Regions from separate parts of the Homo sapiens genome. Here region 2 is linked to region 1. A link is a loop called in an ENCODE intact Hi-C map of the cell type or tissue named here. Cell type or tissue: gastrocnemius medialis. All regions are shown on one strand.

Region 1 (8,000 bases):
TAGTGAGTGCTAAAGTGCTCCTAAGTATTTATGATCATCATATTTCTTTTATCATCATCATTAATATTACCTGAAATTCTTCCTGTGAGTCAGCAAACCTTTTCTAAACACCTACTGTGTGCCAAACACTGGGTGGAGTGCTGGGGCCCAAGAGATGAAGAAAATGTGGTCTCTGCTCCAAAGAGTGCTCAGCCAGGTAGAGAAGCAGAGACAGATGAGAGTGAACACAGAGCAGTGCAGGGACAGAGGGAGGGGCAGAAGAATGCTGTTGTCCTGTCCGGAGACCTTCCCTGTGGACTCCTCACAGATGTGCCCTCCTCTGGACATTCTGCTGTCTCCCAAGTCCAGACTTCTCATTCTTCCAAAAAGCTCCCACTTTCTGCCTGACAGCATGGCTAGAGTGTTCAGTGGGTCTCTATCTTTCACCTTGACAAGCCAACTGCAAGCCCTCTGAGGCTAGGACACGATTTTCTTTTCCATGCCTGGAGTAGCCAACACACTGTGCTGAAGGAATGAAAGAGTGATGGGGAGGGAGGCTGACTAGTGTCAAGAAGTGTGAAGGATTGGAGGCTTTACCCTACATGCAAGCCAACAATTTAGCTGCCGAGTTTTATGGATGTTGGCAGAAGACATGAGATTCCTGGGTCAGAGACATAGGATTTTATTACTCACAGCAACAGTAATAACCAGGGTATCAGCATTTGTGCCAGTTCCTCAATCCCCAACACAAAGAGGATCAGGTGACATGGATTGGATTACAAGAGAGGAAACCCCATCCTGTATACTGGACAAACCTGCCCTTTTTTCCCGAGATAGTATATTTATCATCCTGGAGAGTACACATGCCTGCCCTTTGCTCTGAATTGAAACATTATTTCTGTCTTCCAAAGCTGTTCTCTATATAAGCATCTTAAAAGGATAGTCTGATAAAAAGGCAATCAGTGCCTCTGCTGGCAAGACATAGAGAAATGCAAGAGATACATAATCTCCCAACAGATATGGATGGATGGAGGGATGGATGGATGGATGGATGGATGGACGGACGGACGGACGGACGGACGGACGGACGGACGGACGGACGGACGGACGGATGGACGGACGGATGGACAGATGGATGGATGGAGGGATGGAGGGATGGATGGATAGATGGATGTATGGATGGATGGATTGGTGGATGAACTTCTGGGTTGGTGGATGGATAGACGGATGGATTGTTGGACAGACAGATGGGTTGGTGGCTCGTTGTCTGGCTGGATAAATGGATGGATGGGTGGGTGGATGGATGGATGGATGGATGGATGGATGGATGGATGGAAGAATGGATGGATGGATGGATGGATGGATGGATGGATGGATGGATGGGTCAGTGGGTGGCTGAATGGATAAGTGGGTAGATGAGTAGGAGGATGAAAAATTGTGAGGAAGTCCTTTTTAAGCTGTGTTCCTGGAAGTCCTAAGTGCTCCAGGGGCTCCCCGAAGGAGGACAGGGCAGTCAAGAATCTTGCCCCCTGCTTCATGATTCCTCAATAGCTCCCCTTTCACCTATTTTATATACTGGCTTCTGCATACAATCCCATTAGAATTTTTTTAATGCCCCAGCTAAAACAAGTTTGAAAATTATTGATATAGATAACTGATTCCCAAATTTGAAAATGCACCAGAATCACTGGAGTCTTCTCGAAATGCAGATTGCCAGGCCCCATGCCCAGGGCTGCTGATTCACTAGGTCTAGAGTGGGTTCATAAAATTTGCATTTCTAGCAAGTTCCCAGGTGATGCTGGTCTGGGGAAAACACTTTGAGAGCCACTGGTCTAGAGAAATTGTCCAATTCCTCCATGCAATTGAATTCAGTAACTGAATGCCTGGGATGTACTGGCAAACTGCTAGGCATACTAGAGAACGTCAGAATAGATTCGGACATGGCTCCTACCCCTCAAAAGGCTCCTAATCTCAAAACAGAGGCCGGACCCTCACACTAGTAATAACAGGAGGAGAAGGAGCTACCATTTGTTGTGCAGGTACTACGTGCCAAATACTGTGCTAAGGGCTTCAAATCCACTATCTCATTTAATCAGCACAATCCTATGAAGTAGGGATTATCATTTTCCCCAGTTTTGCCAGATGAGAAAGCTGAGGCTCAGAAAGGGTAATTAACTTGCCTAAGATTGCACAGCTAGGAAGTAGCAAAGCCCAGGACTGACTCCAAAGCTTTCATATCACGCCCGATCATTGCACCCTCCCCTCTTCCACACAATTAGAGAAGAGTCTAAGACAGTTTGCTCGCATGTCTGTTTGAATAAATCAAATGTCAAAGCATATGAAGCTAACAGAGCTCTAGGCTGTCAGGCTGTGGAGAAGAAAATGGGTTCTCTCATTAAGGCTTTAAAACTCAGGGTGAGGCCAGCAGGATCCCTTTCCATGGTTCTGGGCAGTGTAGGCTGCAAAGCGTCAGCACACTAGCAGGCTTGGTTGTTACGGCCTATGGACTGTGAGCTCATCTGACTTCCCCATTGGCACTGAGTGCTTCATGAGCCAGAAGCCTGCCTGGGGGTCTTGGTTGCCCCAGCCCCCTGGCATAGTGCCAGGCATGTGGACCACCAGAAAGAGGGGAAAGAGAATGATTATATGTATGCTAGAAGATGCCAGGCCAATAGCTCTCAATGAAAGCTGAATGAAGAAGCCAGATACACAGACAGATTAAAAACAGAACAGCTCTGAGTGAGCTCAGAGCTCAGCTCCCCAACCTTCCCCCTTGACCTGCATGACAGGCAGACCCCAAGACACTGCTGGAGAGCCCAAGGTGGTCCTAGAACAGAGGAAGAAGCTATGCTCCAGTCTACCACTTCTTAATTTTATACATGGTGAAGTTAAGGCCCAGAGGGAGGAGGGGACTTGCCCAAGGTCACACAGCAGATGGAGGCTAGAGTCAAATAAAGAAGTCAGATACCCTGGCCCTGGTTTGGGAGCTTTCCAGAACACTTACCTCTTCCTCTTTCAACCACCTCCCCATTATCCTCCCCTAGGGACTGGTCTCAGAATTTGCCTAATTCTTAGAAATAAGTCAACCCATGTCATCTTTTTTGCACATGTCTGTGATATGGTGGGGAGGGCAGAATTGTAAGAGATCTCTGCTTTCATCTTGAGGGGATGTCACTGGTGCTGAGAAGCTCTGTCATTGAACTCCAGTTATCTGCTGAGCAAGGGTAAGGACCCAGTCCAGCACACTGGGGTGGCCTTACCAGCTCAGGGTAGCCAACTTAGAACCAGAAGACAACCTGCCTCAGTTTCCCCTGGAGAGCTTATTAAAAATACAGCCTCTTGGGTACCACCCAAGAGCTATAGACTCCCAGTCTTTGAGGGCAGGGTCAAGGAGCTGGTGTTCCCCTTCTCAGGGAATTCTTATACATCTGAGAGTTTGGGAGTCACTATTTTACATTCTGATTAAGACCTTCTTTGCCACTCAGACAGCTCCACTAACCAGGCTGAAACCCATTTCCTTGGTCAGAGCTCCTATACTAGTGGCCCAAGTGATTTAGTTGGATGGAACGCTATTTTGGAAACATCTGAATGTGAATGTCTTTAGGAGGGGCATGTGCTCCAGTTAGCCACAGGCTCCACTACTCCCTGATGTCTCCCACCCAGCCCACTTCATGTTCCCTGGAAGTATGTACATTTGCAACACCGGTTAGCACTGGCTTCTCTCTAACAGTGCCTTCAAAATGCAAATACTTTGACCAGCCCTTCATACCCCAGTGCAATTTAGACCATCAGAACTCCAGGCTTAGAGAATTTTTGCAATGTGTTGCCTTTAATTGGGGCGAGATGACCAGGGAATTCTGTAATGAGGGTGAAGGGAATAACCGAAGGACTCAATTGAGGGTATGAAGAACAAACTTAGGACTCCTCTCAATGTTTTACTTGGTCCTCTGGTGTGCTTGCAACCCCCACCCCGTTTCCTGCCTATGCCCTCACATTCTTTTTAATGCCTTCTCTATGTGGACAGATGCTGGGAACTAGGAGATGCAGACAGTTTCTGGGGTGATCCAGCATTCTCAACCCACCCAGGTCAGCCCAGCTTAGCGGGGACCTAGGTTCTGGTCCTGAAAGCTGAATATAGGAAGCCATGGACCTACCTGGCTGGTCTCCGGGAAAACAGGAAGGCTACAGCGAAGGTTTAGCGCGCCATCTGTTGGTCATTTAGGAAACTGCATCTCTGACAAACGGTCTGCATAGAGCTTCAGGCATCTGCAAATTTGCCAGCCGGCTCTCAGGCAAGAAATTGTTTTTAACCTTTCCAAGGTCTCACACCCTTTAAAAAGCCGCTGCACACTTATGAACCTTCTACCCCAGCAAAACGCACTTGCAATTGATTTTGCATATAATTCCAGGGACTTGGCCATCTTCAGGTTAAGATCTTCTGAGACCCAGAGATGCCAAGGAGTTTCCTTGAGCTCACATTGCACATTAGTGGAAGTGCCAGGTCTGGAAAGCAGGTGTTCCAGCCACAAATCTAGTGTTTTTAATGCTCAGGCTGCCTCTTTAAGCCTTAAAGTGTTCTTCCCTCTTTATTCTCTGCCAGAGTCCTGTAAATATCTGGAGGAGTCTTTGACATGCCCAGAAACTATAATGCTCCTACCTCTCCTGGGGGTTCTGGGCTCTCAGACAACCCTGTTCGCTGTTCATTTTTCCTGGGTCCTACAGAAGCATGCCCCCGGCCACTTTAGTGACACCCACTTTGCTCTTAGGAGGCTCAGACCCTGCATCCTGAACTGGGAGTTAGGACAGGAAACTGATCTGTCACTGATAGGCTGCTGCCCCTGGATGAATTGTCAAACCTTCCTGGATCTTGGCCTCCCCAGTGTAAAACGCTAGGTTGGAGGCAGCCATCTCCAAGGGCCCTTCCTTACTCTAACTGCAGAACTGACCAATGGGTGCCATCCTTCACAACAAGCAGGTCCAAATCACTTTCCCAGCCAAATACCCAGAGACAGGGTCAAAAGCATAATTCCTTTCCAGAATCAGAAGCCCTGGGTGGACGGGGCTGCTTAAGGGAGAGAGGGGACCTACGCACCATGGGAACAGGAAGGACACAGAGGAGGCACCCCATGGGTCTTCCAACACCTCCAACGGGCCAGCAAGGCAGGACAATGAGGCAGACCAAGGGGCATTTCTTGGGGATGAAGTAGTGTGGGAAATGGTAAGTGATGGATAAAGGGATGGCTTGGTAGGTTCAAGGGCATAATGCAGAGGACTAGGTATATAGTTGGTGTCTAATAAGGGAGACATTGTCATCACATAGCTGAACCCCAGCTTAATAGTAAACTCTTCTTCTACTTATTTAAACAAACATTTGTTCGGTTTTTGGTGGGAACAGAGGTTCTCAAACTTGAGCATGCATCAGAATTACCTGGCTGGCTTGTTTAAAATGCAGATTGCAGGGCCCCACCCTGAGGGTCTAATTCAGGTGGTCTGAGGTGGGGACTTGGAATCAGCATCACTAGCAAGTTCTCAGGTGATGCTGACCTCATCATTCAGGGAACACGCTTTGAGAACCACTGCCTTGGAGTGACGGATGAGACAGACCACCCTGCCCTCATGAGGGCATTGAACAAGTAAATATCACAGAACTTGTATGTTCTGAAGAGGGACATGCAGAGTGCTTGGGGCTGCTCCCAAGTGGGGGAGTTCGCGCTAAGACTTGAAGGCCGAGTAGAGCCAGCCCAGGAAGAGGGATGAAAATTTTGTGAAACACTTACTTAGAATGTGCCAGGCTCTCTCTCATATCGTTCATCTGCTCCTCCCAGTCAATGTCAGGAAGGTAGGATTAACGCCCATTTTACAGATGAGGAAGGTGAGGCTGAGAGAGAGAAATAACTGGCCCCAGAACTCATGGCAAGAAAGAAGCCCAGGTCTGTTTGTGCACAGGACACCTACCAGCAGCCACATCCCCTCTGCTGCACCCCCAGGAACCCCCTTCTTCCCAGGGGAGCTGCCACCTGGACACAGCTGCCGGACCCGGCCAGCCACACTCTGTCCATTTCCGCCCCCTGAAGCGCTTCAAGTGTTTTCACTGCTGGGTGAATTCAGCAGATGCCTTTCGATCACAGCCTATTAAATTAGCCCCTCTCTGCAGCCAAAAGAAGATAATTATGTTTTCATTAGCCCTGGATAATGTATTACCCCCTCAGTGACAGCCACGTCAGTGAGGCCAGCCTCCTCCCTTCCTCCTCCTGCCCAGGGCTCCGCCAGAGCACTCCACTCCCCTGGGGTCCACCTCTGCACTGAGGGGTGGGCACCAGTGAGGGTCCAGAGTGGCTGGGAGGCTGGGGGGGAAGGGACACCCTTTACACCCATCCACCATCCATGCAGGGGTTGAGGGGTGTGGTCCTGAGAGAAGGACCAAGAATAATTGTTATCACGGTGACCATTTATGAAGTGCCTGCCCTACGCTGATGCCTGGATGGGTCTCAGCTGGTTTGATCTTCCAATAGCTCGAGAGAAGGGTGGCACAACCCTCATCTCCCCCTGAACCCCAGAGAGGTCCTGGTGGAATCAGGTTATTGTGACAGCCCAGAGCAGCTTCCAAGGCACTACACCCAAGGGGCATTTTGGGGACTGTCCCAAGGCCACCTGGTTGATGGTAAAAGTCTCTTCCCTCCACTTGCTGGGGATCTCTGGAGACACTGTCCGTACTCATGTGGTAGGGGTCCCCAAACACCAGGAGCCACTCTCCCCAAACCCTAGACACTCCCCAGATGGCTCTGACATCCTCCCTCTCCCTCTTTCTCCACAAGACAGCGGCGAGGAGGCAGGAAAAGCTCCACTTTGGGGTCCCGAGTTCTAATATCTGCTTTACCACAGATTACCTGGGTGACCTGGAGCAAGTCACTTTGCCTCCAGAGCCTCTATTTTCTCCCTCTGTAAAATGGGAATAAGAAAGGGAGTCATTTCTTACCATTTTTATGATGGTTCAGTGAGTTATACCTATTAAATGCGTGGCTCAAAACCAGCAAAATGGGAAGTGCTCAACAGAAGATGGCCATTGTTCTCTTTACTACCGCAACTAGTGTTGTCCATAGTTCCCGTTAATCCTGGGGAAACCACCAGAGGGAGGGAAGGGAAGTATCTGGCTCTGTCTGTCACTGTCCGTCTTTCTCTGTATCTCTGTCTCTCTTTCCTGTCTCTGCCATTCTCTCTCTGCCAATCTCTCTCTCTCTCTGCCAATCTCTCTGCCAATCTACCAATCTCTCTCTGCCTCTCTCTCTTCTCTTACTCTGTCTCTCTTTTTCTCTCTGCCAATATGTCTCTCTGTGTATTTTTTCTTTCTGTCTCTGCCAATCTGTCTCTCTCTCTCTGCAAATCCCTCTGCCTCTCTCTTCTCTTACTCTCTTTCTGCCAATCTGTCTCCCTCTGTTTTCTCTGTCTTTCTCTCTGTCTCTGCCAATAAGTCTCTGTCTTCCTGTCAATCTCTCCGTCTCTCTCTTTTTCTGTGTGTTTTTTCTATCTCCGTCTCTGCCAATCTCTCTCTCTCTGCCAGTCTTTCTGTGTGTTTTTCTATCTCTGTCTCTCACTGTCTCTGCCAGTCTCTGCTGTCTCTGTCTCTCTCTTTGTCTATAAATCTCTCTGCCTCTCTCTCTTCTCTGACTCTCTCTGTTTGTGTGTGTGTGTGTGTGTCTGTCTGTCTGTCTTCGTCTCTCATCTACACACACACACAGAGGGCACCTCATGGTCCCTGGCTCCACCCGTGGGCTCTGAGGCTCTGTCTTCCCAGATCTCTGTCTCAAGAGCTACATTCTAAGGCTTTGCTTTTAATCGCACCAGGGCACCTGGAAGTGAGGAGAGAACTGAGGGGAGTGGGGTTTCTGTCCCCCTCTCCCCAAACCCAAGCCAACTCTGCCTTCTGCAGGCACAGCCAGCCTTGGCCCGACCCCACTATCTCCACCATCTCGTGGCCGTGCATCCCCTCCCAACCACCCTTCTCCCCAATTTCAAAAAAGCTT
Region 2 (8,000 bases), 220 kb before region 1:
CATCATTTTTTTTTTTTTTAAGCAGGGGTGGGACCAGGTGGAATGGGTGATGGAGGAGAGTGATGGTGACAACTTTCCTGTGATGTTGTCCCTCACATCCTCTCCAATGTCCTACCTCTAGCCGCCACATACCAGCCCTTCATCTGCTTTGCTGCCATTGGTGCAGTGCCCTCACCACTCACTGGTCCTACCAATATCAGCTGCTACCTGGAGACACTCCTAGCAGGGCATCTCCTATCTCTATCTCATCCGTCACCACCACCACTGCCTCCAATTGTAACTTAGAGAGAAGACTCCCCCAGGTCTCAGCTATGTCGTGCCGCTTTATCAGATGCAGGGGCATTTCTTCCTCTTCTGCCTGGGATCAGCATGTTCCTTCCCCTGGAGGAAGACTCCTCCAGGTCTTCTCTCTGCTTTGATAGAGTGACAACTAGAAAATCAAATTCTTTAATCCAGACAGAAGCAGTGAGAGGAAAGAGTTAATTTTTCTTTTCCTCTGCCCCCATGAGTTGACCCAGATTTCAGAAGTTGCATGTAGAGACATTGCCCCCTCATGGACTATTCTACGAAGAGACAGTGAGGGGTTGAAAGAACACAGTCTTGGGCTATCATCTTGACTGGGCTGCTTGCATGTCCTCCTTTTCTGGCTCTTCTCTTCTGCAAAACGGGGATCAAAACAATGCACCTCACAGGGTGCTAGGATTAAGTGGGCAGTGGGGTGACACAAAGTGGTTATACGTATTTTGGCTTGGAGACTACAGACCATTTGTGTAAGGATTCCTACCATGTAAGTGGCAGAAGGGGATCTTGAATCCTGGTCTTCTGGCTCCATGGAAAAAATCTTTCTGCTGATTAGCCAAGAAAATGAGTTTCATAGCTCTAAATCAGGACTTGGCACACTTTTTCTTTAAAGGGCCAGGTAATAATTATTTTTTGTTTGGTGGACCATACTGTCTCTGTTACAACTACTCCTGTTGTCATAGACAGTGTGTCAATGAGTGGGTGTGGCTGTGTGCCAATTAAACTTTATAAAATTAGACAATGAGTTGAATTTGGCCTGAGGGTCAAGTTTGCCAACTCTGGCACTAAGTCATAGTCCGTACAGAGCTTTGTCATGTTCTAACTGATGTGTTAAATTCAAGAGGCAGAGTGATGATGACAGTGACAAAAACAATAATAACAATACTACATCAGGCACTTGGCAGAGCACTGTTCCAATTATATCACCCCACTTAATCCTCCTACCAATCTTATGAGGGAGATACAATGACCACTTTTTTTATAGGAGAAACCGAGCCTCAGAAAAGTAAGAGTACCAAGATCCCATAGCTCGTAAGTGGCAGAGCTGGTGTTTGTCACAGGTGTGCTCACGTCAAAGCCCCATGCTCTCTCTCCCACACTGCACTGGGCAAGTTGATTGCCCTTGAGGCCCTTCCTGTTCAGAAATAAAGTATGCTACTCTGTCTCCAGAGGAGGTCCACACTCAAGGTCTTGTCTCTAACTTAAACTCCACACATGCATGAATTGCATTGACCCTAATACTTGCATTCCTGCAGTGGACAGGAACTGAGGCCATAGTCTCAATAGCTTAGCCATTGCCCATTGTTTTGTCTCAATGTCATGGGAGCCCCAGGAAACTTCTCTGAAATCCCTGTATATGATCTCTTCCATCAAGAATCCTTGCTCACCCCTAGCATCTCTTATCACTGTCAGTCCCCTCTGCCTTATTTCTTCCCCGATGACATGAAACCAAAGCCCACCCTGGTCTATGCACTCACCAGTTTCAAGGGATTCCAGGGAAGCCTCCATAGCCATCAAGGGCCCCAGATGATGATGTTTGGATCTTGGGAGGTGAGTTATCATTGTTTCAGGGAGAAAATTATGTCCAACTCCATGAAGAAGCACTTGGCCCTGAAGCATCATGGAGCTGTAACCTTTAGAAACTGCACATAATTAAAATACTTTCAGATCTGATATATTTGAGTTGGATATTAAAGCAAATAGAGTTATCCTCTGCTATGTGAATGATATCATGAGCAGCTTTAGTCTAGGATTGGTTGGCGCCTTGGATAAATCAGTGGGATTTTAGCTGGTGACTGGCCTGTGACTCCAAAGAAAAGTTTAATGATCTAAGTTTTATTAGTTTCAGTTACCTTTAGGCCCAATGAATTTGCTAGTTGATTTGAATGCAACACCTCTGCTGAGTTCTCACTCAGTCTGTCATGTCCCTGGGCTGGAAGCTTAAGGGCAGTTTGGAACTTCCAGTTCCTTTGTGGTATTTCTGAGGATGAGCTCTTGGGTTCAAACCTGAGCTTTAGCACCTAAAAGGGAATTATGGAGACTAAGTGAAATAATACAACTAAATCACATAATCTAGGTCCCACTGGGTAATAGGTGCTTAATAAAAGTTAGCTATTATTTTTAATAATATTATGTGCTCAGAGGTCTTTATCTCCATGGAAACATTTAGGGTAGAGTAGCTCCTTATTTATCCAACAGGGTTTAGCGATTCAAAGACTGCAATAAACTATTTCTTGTGGTCCTTTTCAACTCTAGACTGGCATGGCTTTTAAGATAATTTTTACATTTATCTCAGAAGGGGACATGGTATGGAGCTGGATAGAAGGCTTTAATTTTATAGGAAACTGGGTTCAACTCTAGAGTTCATGATATTTGGTGAACTTTAGCTATATGACTTTGAACAATTTAGTTATCCTTACTTTCCTTATCTGTAAACTATGGATACAAACTCATAAGATTGTGTGGATTAAATGAAGACATAGCTGCAAGATACATACGGTAAATATGTCTGAGCATTGCTCTCATGCTCAGAATACTCTGTGTGCATTATCCCACTTAGTCTTCAAACAACACAATGAGGTACAGTGGGCACTGATATTTACTCACAGTTTTTGCCTGAGAACACTGAAGCTCATGGGGTTGTCACTTGCCCAAAGACACACAGCAGGTCACATCCCACATCTACCTCAATTTGCCATCTGTGAAACAGTTATAATGTGTACTTTCTTCCCTACCACACAGAGTATTTTGAGGATAAATAAGTTCAGATTTGCTCTGAGTCTGATAAAGTTATCTCTACGATCTCTCAGGGCCATGTAAGTTTCTCATTAATCGGAAAAACACCAGGTTCAGCCAGGACTTGACTATCGGTCCATTCATTTGTTCATTCATTCATTTGTCCATTAAACACACATTTAATATTCTTAGAGCAGATCCTGAGCTCAACACTTGGGGATACAGTGACAGATGAGACCCAGGCCCAAACCCCAAAAGCTCCCAGCCTAGTATCGTTTGTCCCCATAGCAGATAAATCGCAAAGAATAATTTTTTAAAACTGGCTTTGCCTTCTTCCCATGGCTACCTTTTTATCCTCCCCTGCTTGGGTTTGGGAATGCAAATCCCATGAAAATTTCTTCAGGAACTGTCCTCTAAGATCAGTCTATGCCACAGCAGATATTCCAGTGCTACAAGTTGGTAGGTTTGGGACAAAACCCTTCTTTATGGCCAAGGAAGTAAAAATACTCTGTTGGCTTCTGAAAAATAATACAGGCTGTGGGGCCAATGAGTACACCCCCTTTGCTTTTCCCAGGGACATGGAGGAGTGATGGGATGTGGATTTTTTATGAGGGGCTGTGGGTGGGATCATGATAGCTCCGGTGGGAAAGGCCTGTGCTGGGAGAATGACCTTGGGAAGGAATGGTCTTGTCAGGGTTAGAGCTGTAGCATTGGACCTGGGTAGGGGTTGGGGTGATGGAGCATTGATGCAGGGATAGGGAGGCGGGGAGGCCCTCCCTGTTTTTTCCAGTTACAGCCTGGCAGGCTATTTTCCCCTCGACCGCCAGAGGGAGCTCTTAAATGCATACTGCCCAGCACAGCGTCCTGCTGCTTCCATTCTAACGCACATCGGGGCTCCCATTGCCTTAAAACAACCCCAACGTTGGTACGGTTTCATTTTCCTCATGGACTCTTATTTCTTGGCTCATTTACTTTCTGATTTCCCCCTGTAGACTCTAAACTCGGGAAACATGGTTATCTCGTTCACCGTATCCCCTTGAAACCATGCCTGGAACAAGATAGGTGCTGTGTCAGTTTCCCATGGCTGCTGTGACAAACGGCCACCAACTCAGCGGCTGAAAACAACACAGATTTATTATCTTACAGTTCTGGAGGTCAGAAGTCCGAAATGGATGCCAATGGGATTAAGATCAGGGTGTCGGCAGAGCTGGTTCCTTCTGGAAGCTCTAGGGGAGAATCCATTCTCGCCTTTTCTAGTTATGTGCCTTGGCTGCTGTCCCCCCTCCTCCTTCAAAACCAGCAGTTGCATCCCTCTGACCTCGGCTTTCATTGTCATGTCCACTTCTCTGACCTCTGACTCTCACCCTCCTCCCTCCATCTTATAAGGGCCCTATGGTGACATTAGTTCCACCCGCGTAATCCAGGGTAACTTCTCCATCTCAAGATCCTTAACTTGATCACGTCTTCAGCATCTCTTTTTGCCAGATAAGATAACATACTCCCAGGTTCCAGGGATCAGGACGTGGGCATCTTTTGGGTGGGAGAGGAGCATTATGCTATTACATCACTTCCCAGGCCTCCTTGGTCCTTCCCAGACAGAGGTAGGTAGGAGGCCTTGGCAGTATAGGATGGGTTGAGCAGGGTGTTGGAGGGAACTCTGGACTAAAAGCATCCAGTTTGTTTCTGTCTGCAGTTTAAATCCCAACTCAGTCACTTATCAGCTCTAGACAATTGCATATTGCTTCTAAGCCTCAATATTCCCATCTGTGAAAGGGAGATGAAATTCACTTCCATTAATTGAGCCACAGCTCAATTAAAAATCCCTGTTCTGGCATTTACTTGCATTTACCTTGGGCAGTCGGGATAACTTTTTAATTTCCTTGTTGAAATGGCACTAATGATCATGGCTGATACGCTATGTGTGTGTATACTCTGTAGTGTTTGTATTAATGGGATAATATATGTCAAGGGTCTGTCTGTTTGACAGTAGTGCTTGGCACACGGTAACACAGCAGACAGCAGATTTACTATATTTTTCTTTCTTTCTTTCTTTCTTTCTTTCTTTTTCTTTCTTTTTTCTTTTCTTTCTTTCTTCTTCTTTTTTTTTTTTTCGGAGTTTGGCTCTTGTTGCCCAGGCTGGAGTGCAATGGCGCGACCTTGGCTCACTGCAACCTCTGCCTCCCAGGTTCAAGTGATTCTCCTGCCTCAGCATCCCGAGTAGCTGGGATTACCGGTGCCCGCCATATACAAAAATAATTTTTTGTATTTTTAGTAGAGACAGGGTTTCACCATGTTGGCCAAGCTGGTCTCGAACTCCTGACCTCAGGTGATCCACCTGCCTTGGCCTCCCAAAGTATTGTGATTACAGGTGTGAGTCACCGCACCCGGCCCTATTTTTCTTATTTCTTATTTTCTTCTTTCTTCTCCTCCTCTTCCTTTCCTTTATCGTCACCCATTTTTACCTGTGTCTCTGTGTATATCCTCACGTATTTTTCCCATGCCTAGCTCATCCGTCAGGGAGCTTTCAAATTCACCAGGTCAGAGCCTGATTTTTCATCAAGAAGCTGTGTGTGGTGTGGATGCTTTGTTAATGTTGGTTCCTGCTGTTGGGCCTTCTGTTTGTCCCTCTGACTGCTAAGGTGATTCCAAAGACCAGGGTTCCTGGCTTTTCCCTCTTCTGTGCAAAGCCCCTTCTGGGCAGATGCATTTCTCAGAAGACATCAACAGCAAGACCTGTGCAAGGGGAGAAGAATCCTCCCTCCTTCCACCTCTTTCTCTTTCTATGCACTAGAAATGAAAATATCTACGGAGAAATGTCTATTATTCTACTCCTGAGACCATAGGCACCAGGGATGCACAAAATTCTGCCTCTGTGTCTGCATGACTTGTTATCAGAAAATTAGAGTAGAAAAGAAGCTTTTGTTCAGCTATGGAGACATCTTAATAGGTGCTTTGATTGTTAAGCAGAAGTTTCTGTATCGGTTTAATTGCTGTAAATGTCGTTTGCCTTCTCTGTTATGATAAGGCCTGGATTTTCATATATTTTTTCCCCTTCCCTTTCAACAGTTTTCCATTGCTTTAAGGCTTGCATTGGCAAGTTTAATAAAATCCAAACGAAGAAAGCAAAGAGAGGATCTCAAAGTTCAAATCTTCTTGCCCACGTAGGAAGCTGTGTGGAGGTTATTATTGCTTGAGACTAATGATGCTGCAGCCACTTAATGCAATTGACAGAATTCACCCCTTCAACCAGATATTGGGAAATGAGACCAAACTACTAAACTTAATTACATCTATTTTTTGAAGGGAGCTGTAATTGAGAATAACTGAATAACTAGGCTATGAACCTAATAGTGAGATGTGCTTATAATAAAAGAGGATTTGTTCTCTGCTGAGTTGAGCCTCAGAAGCACCATCTGGGGGATTTTTGATGGAGAGGTGGTGATAATAAGGGAGGGAGTTGGCTAGACAAGCAGAGAAGCATCTAGATCAGGAATTCTCTACCTTGATGCTATTGACATTTTGGGATGTTTAATTCTTTATTATGGGAGTCTGCCCTGTGCATTATAAGATGTTAAACAGTATCCCTGCTCTCTCCCCACCAGATGCTGGTAACACACACACACGCACACACACACACAGACACACACAGTGTGACAACCAAAAATGTCCCCAGACATTGCCAGATATCCCCTAGGGGGAAGAGCACTCCTCTGGTTGAGAACGGGGGTGCGGGGGCTCCTGGAAGACTTTCAAACAATTGCAGAGTTATTCATTGAGAATCTGCAGGTGCCTGGCTGTGTGGCCTTTAGCAAGTCACTGCACTTCTCTGAGCTCCTTTTGTTTTCCTTTGCACAACGGGAATAATGATAGCCTGACCACACAGAGGGATAGCTTCCAGGTATAAAATGCATAGCATAATCCCTAGCACCTACTGAGTAATCAATAAACTTGATGTTTCTATTATAATAATCTTGGATTCAGCAAACATGTATTAAGTACTTTGCTTCAGGCACGATGCTTTGAGGTGGTGATGGAAAGATGAGATGTGGTTCCTGCTCTTGCAGAGGTGGAAAATGTATGTGGACCTGTTGGTACAATCTTATTCTTCACCCGTGGCAGACATTGCTAATCAGTTTCAGTGCCCTTTCCTGTTGAGCCTCAGAATCCATTTTAACACACTTCTTTGGGCAGCCACTACTAGTGGCCCCTGAAATGAAACCCATTTAGCACTCCTAGTTTTGTAGATTTCCTTGTGAGGACGCTAACCCTTCCTCTCCAGCGCCATCCTCCCATTCCCACCCACCCCTCGCACTGGAGAAAGCACCTTAAGGAGTTAATGGGTGGAATCCCTCCTCCCACATCTGACTTCAGTCCCCAAAAGAGATAGGAATGGAAAGAATGCTCTCTTAAAAATTTTTTTTTCTCTTGTCTTTTCTATTTCCCTCAGAAATCGAAACAAGTAGTAAAATGTGCTTGAGGTTGATGACATTTAGTTTTTAGTTAAACTAAAGGAATCCCACGGGCTATAATTCTGATTGATAAATCATGCTGTCTCCCTCTTAGGTTTTCTCTGCCCTTTGGGGCTTGGAAAATCATTAGCTCTCTCATAAAGGATCCCAGCTTTACAAGGGCAGAATTGGGATTTCTGGAAACAGCTTTCAGACGGCTGCCGACGGTGTCATTAGACAGAATAGAGGAGCGAGTAGGTTGGGGGTTAAATGCTCTGTGATAGGTTCTGACATGCCCGGCTCCCCGAAGAGAGTGCCACTCCATAACAATTGCTGTGAAAAATGAGGCATGCATTTGCAGCTCCAAAAACAGGGAGCTGGCTCCATCCCTCTGGCCTGAGAAATGAGAACGGGCGTGTAGGGTCAGGCACTTGCTTCTTCTCTCCCTGTCCCCTGGAGATTCCACAAGCAGGACGAGTTCCTTGCTGCCGTTGTTTCACAGCTCTCTGGGGCCTG

Evidence for each region. Peaks named below come from ENCODE experiments on the same cell type or tissue, not always from the same donor. Only the 100,000 strongest peaks of a DNase experiment are listed, where the experiment ranks them.
Region 2: a loop joins it to region 1, with 15 times the contacts of the local background. A loop is called at or near these places in 89 of 110 quality-filtered maps.

The regions. Positions count from the first base shown.
Region 1 is chr12:117,363,399-117,371,398 of GRCh38, reverse strand. No RefSeq gene overlaps it. Among named protein-coding and RNA genes, the nearest start is that of NOS1, 5.8 kb to the right of the region's middle. RefSeq lists a promoter at 7,995-8,000. In gastrocnemius medialis, CTCF peaks have their summits at 3,983 and 4,193 (motif pointing left); a DNase peak (open chromatin) is centred at 4,188; H3K27ac peaks cover 1,462 bases.
Region 2 is chr12:117,583,731-117,591,730 of GRCh38, reverse strand. The region is part of intron 5 of KSR2 (kinase suppressor of ras 2); the gene reads left to right. Among named protein-coding and RNA genes, the nearest start is that of NOS1, 230 kb to the right of the region's middle. RefSeq lists an enhancer at 7,421-7,921. In gastrocnemius medialis, a CTCF peak has its summit at 3,853 (motif pointing right); a DNase peak (open chromatin) is centred at 3,850; H3K4me3 peaks cover 305 bases; H3K27me3 peaks cover 242 bases.